2 separate regions of the Homo sapiens genome follow, and region 2 is linked to region 1. A link is a contact called in ENCODE Hi-C or POLR2A ChIA-PET data. All regions are on one chromosome and are shown on one strand. The core of a region is the stretch at or near the end of the contact, and the rest is flanking DNA. Distances in the headings are between cores, read along the strand shown.

Region 1 (4,286 bases), core at 171-2,670:
AGCCCTGTGGCAGACACTGCTAATCGCATATCTGATATCCATTTTCACTTTCTTCCTTACACATCCCTGACTTAGTTGGATTGTAGCAATGGACCCAGTTTAGGTGCTTTAACTCCCAGCATCCCTTGCGGCTAGTGGTGGTCATGTGATACAGTTCTGGCCAATGAGATGAAAGCAGAGTCATTGGGTAGGCTTCCAGATCAGTTTATTGAAGAGGCCAGACCCATGAGAATGAAAACCAAATTCAAAGAATGATGGAGAGGGAAAAACAAGTAGTCCAGGGCACGATGCCACTGTGGGGCTGTAGCGTCAGCCCTGTGTTGTGCACCTCCAGTCACATAACTCCTGGAGATGTGACAACAACAACTCCTATTTGATGAAGCCTCTGTCACTAGGTTTCTGTCACATTTAGCTAATGCAATTACCACCTGTTGCAGATGCCATCTACAGTCTTATCAAAATATATGGCGGGGTGGGGGTGAGGGATGAAATACTACCTACTAGGTACAGTGCACACTATTCAGATGACAGATACACTAAAAGCCTAGTCTTCACCACTACATAATATATCCATGGGCTCATGCCTATAATCCCAGCACTTTGAGAGGCCGAGGTGGGTGGATCACCTGAGGTCAGGAGTTCAAGGCCAGCCTGGCCAACATGGCGAAAAGCCATCTGTACTAAAAATACAAAAATTAGCCAGGCGTGGTGGCGCACGCCTGTAGTCCCAGATACTCAGGAGGCTGAGGCAGAAGAATCGCTTGAACCTGGGAGGTGGAGTTTGCAGTGAGGCGAGATTGTGCCACTGTGCTCCAGCCTGGGTGACAGTGACAGAGGGAGACTCTGTCTCAGAAAAAAAAAAAAAAAGTCCTAGAGCTGAGGCTCACACTCATATTCTCACAGCCAGTGTTAATTGTAGTACGCCATATCATTAGAATAACTCATACAAACCTCCCTTTTATATGATACCTTCTCTTCAAGATCTCATTTTACTTTACCCAAATTATATTATTAACCTTTCAAATGTCCTTGGGCATTAATAGGAATTAAAGAAAGTTTTTTGCTTCTCAGGGGAATATACTTTGGCTTTGAGTATCTGAGTGCCCTGCTCATAATCAGAGATCCAGAGGGAGTAAAGAAAATATACTTAAAAGCTTTTGCAACTATAGGGGCAACAGACTGGAAAAGGGGCCCAAATTTTCCTCTGGACTCAGATGGGTCACTTTGCCCTCAACCCCATTGTTGGGATCTCACTAAGAATAACTTTTTCCCTGTTAACATTTGCCACTCTTTCTAAATGGAAAACAGTTTGTACATTTCTCTTACCACCCAGAAGTAGGACAGTCCTGGCACAAACATTTCCTTGATATTTAATAACTCCCCAACTCCCTCCAACTGCTGCAGCTGCTGCACAGCAGACACAGGGAAAGATTAGATATGGCATTTGCACCTGGCCAGTCATAAACGGCTCCTTGGTTACATGCGAAGGTTAACAGGCCCAATTCCCTTCTCTTCTTCCACCCAGAATGCTGCAACATGAAAGAGAGCTGTAATTATTTATAAACAATAAAAACTCCTATGGAGCATATAAAATGAATGGGTTTATTTCCCTACTCAGAATGCAAGTAGACATTTTCCTGGTTGTCGACATCTTTGGGGCTATGATTAGAAATGCCTCCTCTACCCCTTGTATTTGAATGTGAGACTCTAGGTCTTGTTTGTATCAGAGTGATGGGGGCAGACTCTTCATATCTATTGTATGCTGTCTGCTACTTAGTGATTCTAACCTTTGCAAACTAAGACTCCTTCTCTTAGTAACGTTGCCTTGGTACTTTGTGGTACGTCTGCCACTAGCTGGCCTCTCTTCCCCTTGCTCCTGTTTTTCTGACCCAGCAATGATCTCAAGTGGGAGAAATGCAGCTCAGCTTGGGAAATGGGGCGGAGTTGGGGGCATTTCATTGAGTTCTCTCCTTAATCATGATTCAGTGGGTCCTGGCTGGCTCAACACAAGACGAAAATGAGTTTATAGACCTCTATAGTCAGCTGTCATCTGCTTAGCTCCAATGTGGTAATTTGAGAGCAAAACAGAAAAAAATGCAAAAACTCAAAGACTCCATGTTAATAGATGACTTGAATGTGCTCCCTTTTTTCACAAACCCTAATGCTGTACACTTTTGCTACCAGTATGTTACATAAGCATGATTCACTCTTAGAACTGAATGACTCCTTTGACCACTTGGAGTTCAGAGGCACACAAGGCACTGTAGTGGAAACGGAAGCTTGTCATATTGGTGGCACTTTCTACTCATAGTTTCTAGGAGTTTCCAAGCTTTTCAAGTAGGAGAGCCTGTTTTTTACCCAAAAATAGCAGTTTTGTTTTCATCTCTGTTGATTGAGAACACCAAAAGTTACCACGAAAGCCGCACATTTTGTATTTATTCATCATTACAAAGCTACTTACGCATGAAAAAGAGCAGTACACATATTGCAATACGTTATTCTGTCCTTGATAATACTTGATATGTAGATTCCAGGACCCCTTAATGTAACCCAGAGGGTTCACAGGGATTCAAAGCCCAAATCAGTCACCTTTGAAAGAAAAAATGACTCTTTTAGAAAGGATTTAAAGGGAGAGCTGTTAAAATCTTACAAAAACTTGCAGAATAAGATCCTTTGATACACCATGTTCCAAAGGACAAATGAGAAATCTAGGGAGATAGCTTTTAAATTTCTAGCAATAATTTCAGCACTTAGGCATCTGCTGTTTAGCCAACCTATGGATATTGTATTTTTTAATGGACCAATGTAATTGGATAAAATTCCTAATCAGCTCAAAATTTTTATTTTAAATGAGTAACCCTTAGTATAATCACTGCATTAGCAATAGTGAACTACATTTGAAAATCCCTATTTAGTAAAACTACATTAAGTAAAATGCAAAAAATATGATAAGCAATCTAATTTAATTTCTATATGAGATTATTAACACATATTGCGCTATCATCTATAATTTTAAAATCATGTTTTCTCTATCTAGACCTGTAAAATCATATTCTTATAATTGGATGTGTATTCAAAGTTATTTCTAGCTTTATTTTCCCTTTTGAATTTGGGCAAGCAATAGTTCCTAAAAGAGTCTCCAGTTCACATCTTAAAACACAATGTAAAATTCTAGGGTAAATTACAGTCTAAATTACAGTCCTTTCTTCTCTAAAAAAATTGGGGGGAAAAGTATTCTGTATCTCATTTCCACTAATCCTCAACTGTTGGTCCTTGACTGCTTGTATTTTCTCATTGGAGTCTACTCTTCCCCATGGGATTATATTCGGTTTGTAATGTTTTCACTGGGTGAGAAGAAATGAGAGGATCAGCCTCACACCTAAGCCAAACTACTCCCTGGATAATCCTCTCCAGATAGCAAACACCAGGAAAGCAAAGATAAACGTCACATGGGCAACTCCAAGGATACACATCCCTAGTAGGAATACTTCAAGGCTTCCCCAGGTGCCTAGTAACAAAAACGATGTGGTCCACAAGCAGGAAAGATACACATTCCCAAGCAGAGTTTAAAGAAGTTAAACACTGACCCCCACCAAGCAGGCAGGGGACCTGATAACCTCTCCTAGTCAGGCCGCCCAGAGAGATCTGTGAAAGCCAAAGGCCAGACTACTGACATAAATTCGACTGCCCTGACAATATGCAGTTGACCTGCTGACATCTAATGGCTACGCACCTATGCAGACCTTCCAGAAGGGCAAAAATGAATGCTTCACTCTCACTCCTGTTTTGGGCACAAAGTTGCAGTCTTCACATAGTGTAACACCTCCTTCCTTCACCCCAAAGACTCCAACTCCTTCTCCCCAGCGCCCACCCCTAAGCCCACTCTTCCTGGATTTGCATCCAGGTGCAAATTCATACATGTGGTGGGAATCCTTCATCCAAATGCAAATCATTTTGCAGAATCAGAATTCTTTTGCTATGGGACTGGATGGGCCAGCCTCTAGGAAAATTTGCATATTGACTGGTTATGATAGGCGCCACCATGGGTTACAGAAATGAAGGGACAAAGAGATCATTACAAAATCAAATTAACAAACAAATGAGAAACAAATATACTCTATTAACTGTCTACATTTTTTCTGAACCCGGAAGAGACTAAAATTTAGAATGCTGAAATGCATCCAACTGAAAAGGGGCAAAAAGAATTTTAATGAATTACAACACAACTTGAGATGCAGACTGTATAATTAGAGTCTGAGACTGTAAGTCAGTGGAAAGCTGGCTTG
Region 2 (4,198 bases), core at 1,373-3,872, 51 kb after region 1:
AGCGTTTGCCTGCCACCCATAGTGCATAATTCACACCTAGGCAGTAGTACTCCTAGGGAGAATTTTTAAATTTTTGGACAACATTTTGGGTGTTCTAGTGAAATACAGCCCTACCATGCATATTTGAAATGTATATTATCTTATTATAAATTACCTACTGTGTATTTCTCCTTTAACATTGTAGTTTGAACATTATGGTTTCTTTTTTAATTTTGTGCATAGTAAGTTACGTAATCCACAGATTTTATTTCAGGAGAGTAAAGTTATATTACAAAATATTTGTTACAATAAGGCAGCGGTTTGGGTCTGATATTTTTGAAATTAATGAGTTAAGTTTGAGTGTTTTAAGTACTAGCCTTCAGTTATTTTTGAATCGTGATAGCCAGATAAAGTGTCACTAAATTATTTTTTTAACTTGGAATGTGGGACAGGAAGGATGGAGTTTCATGCTTCAGGAAGCAGTGAAAAATCACAAAACCTCTGTACTGCTAGACCCAACACTTTTCCAGATCCCCAAACTATCTCTATCACCCTCCTTTCATGGCAAATTTGCATATGCATTATTGTCAGAATTTTGAACTTATTTTACAACCATATACACAGAATTCTTTTCTAGCTTGCTGCTTAACTGAACAGATGGTGCAGTTTCCCAGCCCAGCAGCTGGAGGGGACCGAGGATGCGCTCGGCACACAGTAGGAGCACCATAAACGTTGATTGACTGAGTTCATTGAGGCGGTTGACGCCAGGCCATCCACTCCCACGCGGTACTCTTATCTTTCTCCAGGCCCACACCCCTGGCCCGAGAGGCGGTAGCTGGGAGCAGATGGCGAGTCCCGGGTGCCAGGTGTACTGCACTCCAGGCGCGGTCTGGGGCACTGGGTTCTACGGTCCCTGCCCCACCCCTCCCATCCCTATGAGTTCCCCCAAAGCTGTCTGCGCCAAGTGTGACGTCTGACTACGGCGGGAACATGGGAGGGGAAGGGCTGGAAGAAAGGAGATCGGTTGCCTGGCGAGGGGGCCCGTGCGTCCTACAGTCGCTACCCGCCACGCACGCGTCCCTCTCCTCCTGACCCGCGTCACTTAGCAGCCAATGCGGTCTCCGTGCCTTCCCACTTCCCCGCAATCAAGCGCCTTTCTTCCTCCGCCTCCCCTCTTTCTGTTATCTGACATTTTGCTCTGCTTCCCTCTGCCCACTCCCCAGCGGGATTCCCTCCCTGGCAGACGCGCGCGCCCCAGCCCGCCCTCGCACAACCTCCAATAGCAGGTCAACTGGCTTGTAACGCTGGCTTAGGGTTGCTCTTGAAGTGTTTTTCCAAAAGCGAAATCACCCGCTTTCCCCCACGGGGCTAAAACTGTAATTGCAACAACGGGCTGTTGCGTTGGGGGTGGGAAGCCCGTCGGGCGTGCCCCACCTAGACCGCCTGCTGGGGCCACTGGGGTGGTTTTGCCGCCCCCTCAACCCCTGCCACCCCGGGTCGAGTAGGCAGCTCCACCCGGACGCTTGCGCCAGGGCCTGACTGCCGCGGCTGCCAGCGGAAAGGCAGAGACCAGCTGATCCAAGGAGGACAAAGCGAGCCGAGACCTTCCGCAGAGCTTGGCTTCCTCGTAACTGCGCCCAGGGCGCAGCCTCTCCCTGTTAACTACCTGCCATATGTTCCCTTCTCTCAGACCCGAAACCGCCTCCTACAGGTGCTGGGGACTGAATCTGGAGCTTCGGGCGCGGCCCTTGACAAGGGCGCCTGGCACCCTGGGGCGCCTCCGTGGCCCTCGCAAACTCAGAGAGCCCCCACCGTCCAGTCTTTCCTGCACGAGCGAGGGATCGAGGGAAGGCGCCAATGCACGTCTGTCCCTCCGTGATCCGCGCAGAAGGGACGCTTGAAGACTGGGGTGCAATGAATTGTCGACTTCCCTCAGCTCTCAGCCCTTTTCCTCCCCCCGCGCGCCGTGCACGCGCAGCCTGCTCTGCCCTTCTGAAAGAGACGCTGCAGCTGCGCTCTCAATGGGGCCTCAGCCTGCGGGGTCCGGGGAGGGGATGAAGTGGGTGGTTGCCCAGCCGGTGTACGAAGGTCGTGTGCCTGCCGAAGAGTGGGTCCCACACGCACAGCGCGCGCCGTACCAACCAAGCAAGGCTCACAGAGAGCATTTAGTCGTCCAGAGCAAAGGATGCTGGGCACTCAAGAGAGCAGGGGGCCAAGTGGCTGTCAGTTCTGGTCAGTGACGGAACTGGACAGCATCTCCAAGGGCCAGGGGATGGGGTAGGAGGACGGAGGAGCCAAGCTCCTGGGAAACGACCCCCCCAACCTATCCGCGACCGGTTGCAAATTCAAAGGAGGGCTGGGAGCCCGCGAGGGTGCGGGAGGTGTCCTCGCTTGGGCTGCGTCTGCGCCCGCGTTTGTGTGTGTGTGCGCGCGCGTGTCTTCAGCTCCTTCCCCGGTCGTAAAACCTAAACGGAAGACGGGTGTTAAAATGCTGCTGACAGGATCGCCTGAAACATGTTTACAGTAGGAAGGACTTTCCTCCAGAAAGCACAGTCTGAGTCGATTCCAATTTATTTCCTCCCTGTAACTGTAAGCGAAAGGAGAGGTTCGGCTGCCGCGGCGGAGCGAGGCTGAGCACCATTAATCCTTGGCGAGCTTAAGCCAGGGAGAGCGCCGTGCCTGCGAGACCGAGTCGCTGCGCTCCGGAAGGCGTTCTGCCTGAAGGAAACCTCTTTTTTTTTTTTTTTTTTTTTTTTTTTTTTTGAGTAGGGAGTGGCCTTTGCACTGGAGTCCTTAAGTAAGGCGCGTCGTTTCTCTGCAGCCGCTCTCGGAAGCCGGAGAAACTGCATTCACTTTAGCAAGAAGACAGGGAAACTGAAATTGATAATCCCCCGAGTTGGGTTACCTGATCCAGACAGGAAGCTGGTCTAGGCTTCCCCCGTCACCCGGAGCTCCTGACAAGTGAGCAGGAGGCGGCGGGTGGTTGCCCTAAACTTTGATTTATGAAAAAAAATCAGAATTCATCGACATACCCTGTTACTCGTTGAGCGTTTAAGCCTCTAACTAAAGAAGGTACAGTGGTAGGGAGTGGTAGGGGGGTCGGGAGAGGAGGAAGGGGGAGAAGAAAGAAGACTGACTATCCCCACGATTTCCTACCTCGCCTCGCGGGCGCAGGGAGGCTCAGCGATGCCACCTGGCGGCTGCTTCTCCCCAGATTGGGAGCCGGCTGGCTGCAGACAAACCCAGGCTCTCCCCGGGTGCCGTGCCTCTGCCTCTAGAATAGAAGCAGAAGCCTGTATTCATGCTTGCAATCCAAGTGGCCCTGCAAACATTCGTCTTCTGCTTGTTTTCTTGAGAAAATCGAAGGAAAGGAATAATGAGTTGGCATTGGCATGAACAGCTTAAGCCTACTGTGTGCTAGTCACTGGTTATGAGAGGAAAATGGTACAATTGTTAGAAATGCAGGTTTCTTAACTCTTAGCTTATTCTAGTGATAAAAATAAATGCTAGGTTTCATTTACCCCAGAATCCTATTTTGATATTTTGCAAATATGAGTTATTTCCATATATTATTTTTCAATGCACGCACCCCCACCCCCATTACGCGCTGAGCCCAGTTACAATGCAATGTCATCAGCCCAAAAGGATGAAGTGCAAGTTATGTTTGTCTACTTGACTGAGAAGTAAATCAGCCTCACATGGAGGCTTCTTTTCCATAAAGTGTGGAACCAAAAAAACTGGCGCCTTTCAGTTGACAAAGGCCAATGACATCAGATTTCCCAGGGCTTCTTCCTTGTCAGGTAAAGTAACAACTACACAGTTTTTCCTCCTCTTTATTTTATTTGAACTGAATACTTGTCAGGTCTGACTAGCGCCTACAATCATAGTTTCTATAACCAAGGCAAGGCAAAATCTTGCAAATCAGTGCAAATCCAGATTTGTTAAACTAATTTCCATTCAGGTCCCTCCCTCCATGCCAAAGGAATATATTAAGCAGTGGAATAGAATCTTATTTCATCTATGCCCCATACCATTGTATGGATGTGAGATTTTATGTTGTGTAGATGTGTGAGAGCAGAAGAAATGCATTAGCAGATATTACACTTACATCTCAAATGGAATTCCATCATTTAAGGGAATAAAATAAAATACCTAATTCAAAATTGGAAATGTCTAACATCATTGCTAACAAAGACAGTTTATTATTCTAAACCAGGAT

The links. Hi-C counts contacts between places; a loop is a spot of excess contacts on that map. ChIA-PET counts read pairs that join two places held with the same protein, here RNA polymerase II (POLR2A). Pooled maps may share reads with other maps.
Region 2: a loop to region 1 is called in a pooled map of right cardiac atrium, with 2.3 times the contacts of the local background. The contact joins two enhancer-like sites. A Hi-C loop is called at or near these places in 5 of 168 maps with a recorded cell type or tissue (CD8-positive, alpha-beta T cell, Caco-2, PC-3 and 2 more) and 12 of 50 pooled maps. POLR2A ChIA-PET finds 5 or more read pairs at or near these places in 11 of 52 experiments (AG04450, Caco-2, H1 and 7 more).

Annotation. Positions count from the first base shown.
Region 1 is chr6:21,536,436-21,540,721 of GRCh38, forward strand. LOC107986579 (a long non-coding RNA gene) reads right to left here. Exons shown (of 3, transcript XR_001744022.2): 2 at 2,462-2,589; 3 at 929-1,529. Among named protein-coding and RNA genes, the nearest start is that of LINC00581, 27 kb to the left of the region's middle. Within about 2 kb of position 1,421, at least 2 of the 41 ENCODE cell types and tissues checked have a DNase peak (open chromatin) inside an H3K27ac peak, as active enhancers do.
Region 2 is chr6:21,586,254-21,590,451 of GRCh38, forward strand. No RefSeq gene overlaps it. Among named protein-coding and RNA genes, the nearest start is that of SOX4, 5.4 kb to the right of the region's middle. RefSeq lists enhancers at 354-886, 1,527-2,184, 2,952-3,051, 3,062-3,111 and silencers at 882-941, 1,082-1,161. Within about 2 kb of position 2,623, at least 38 of the 41 ENCODE cell types and tissues checked have a DNase peak (open chromatin) inside an H3K27ac peak, as active enhancers do.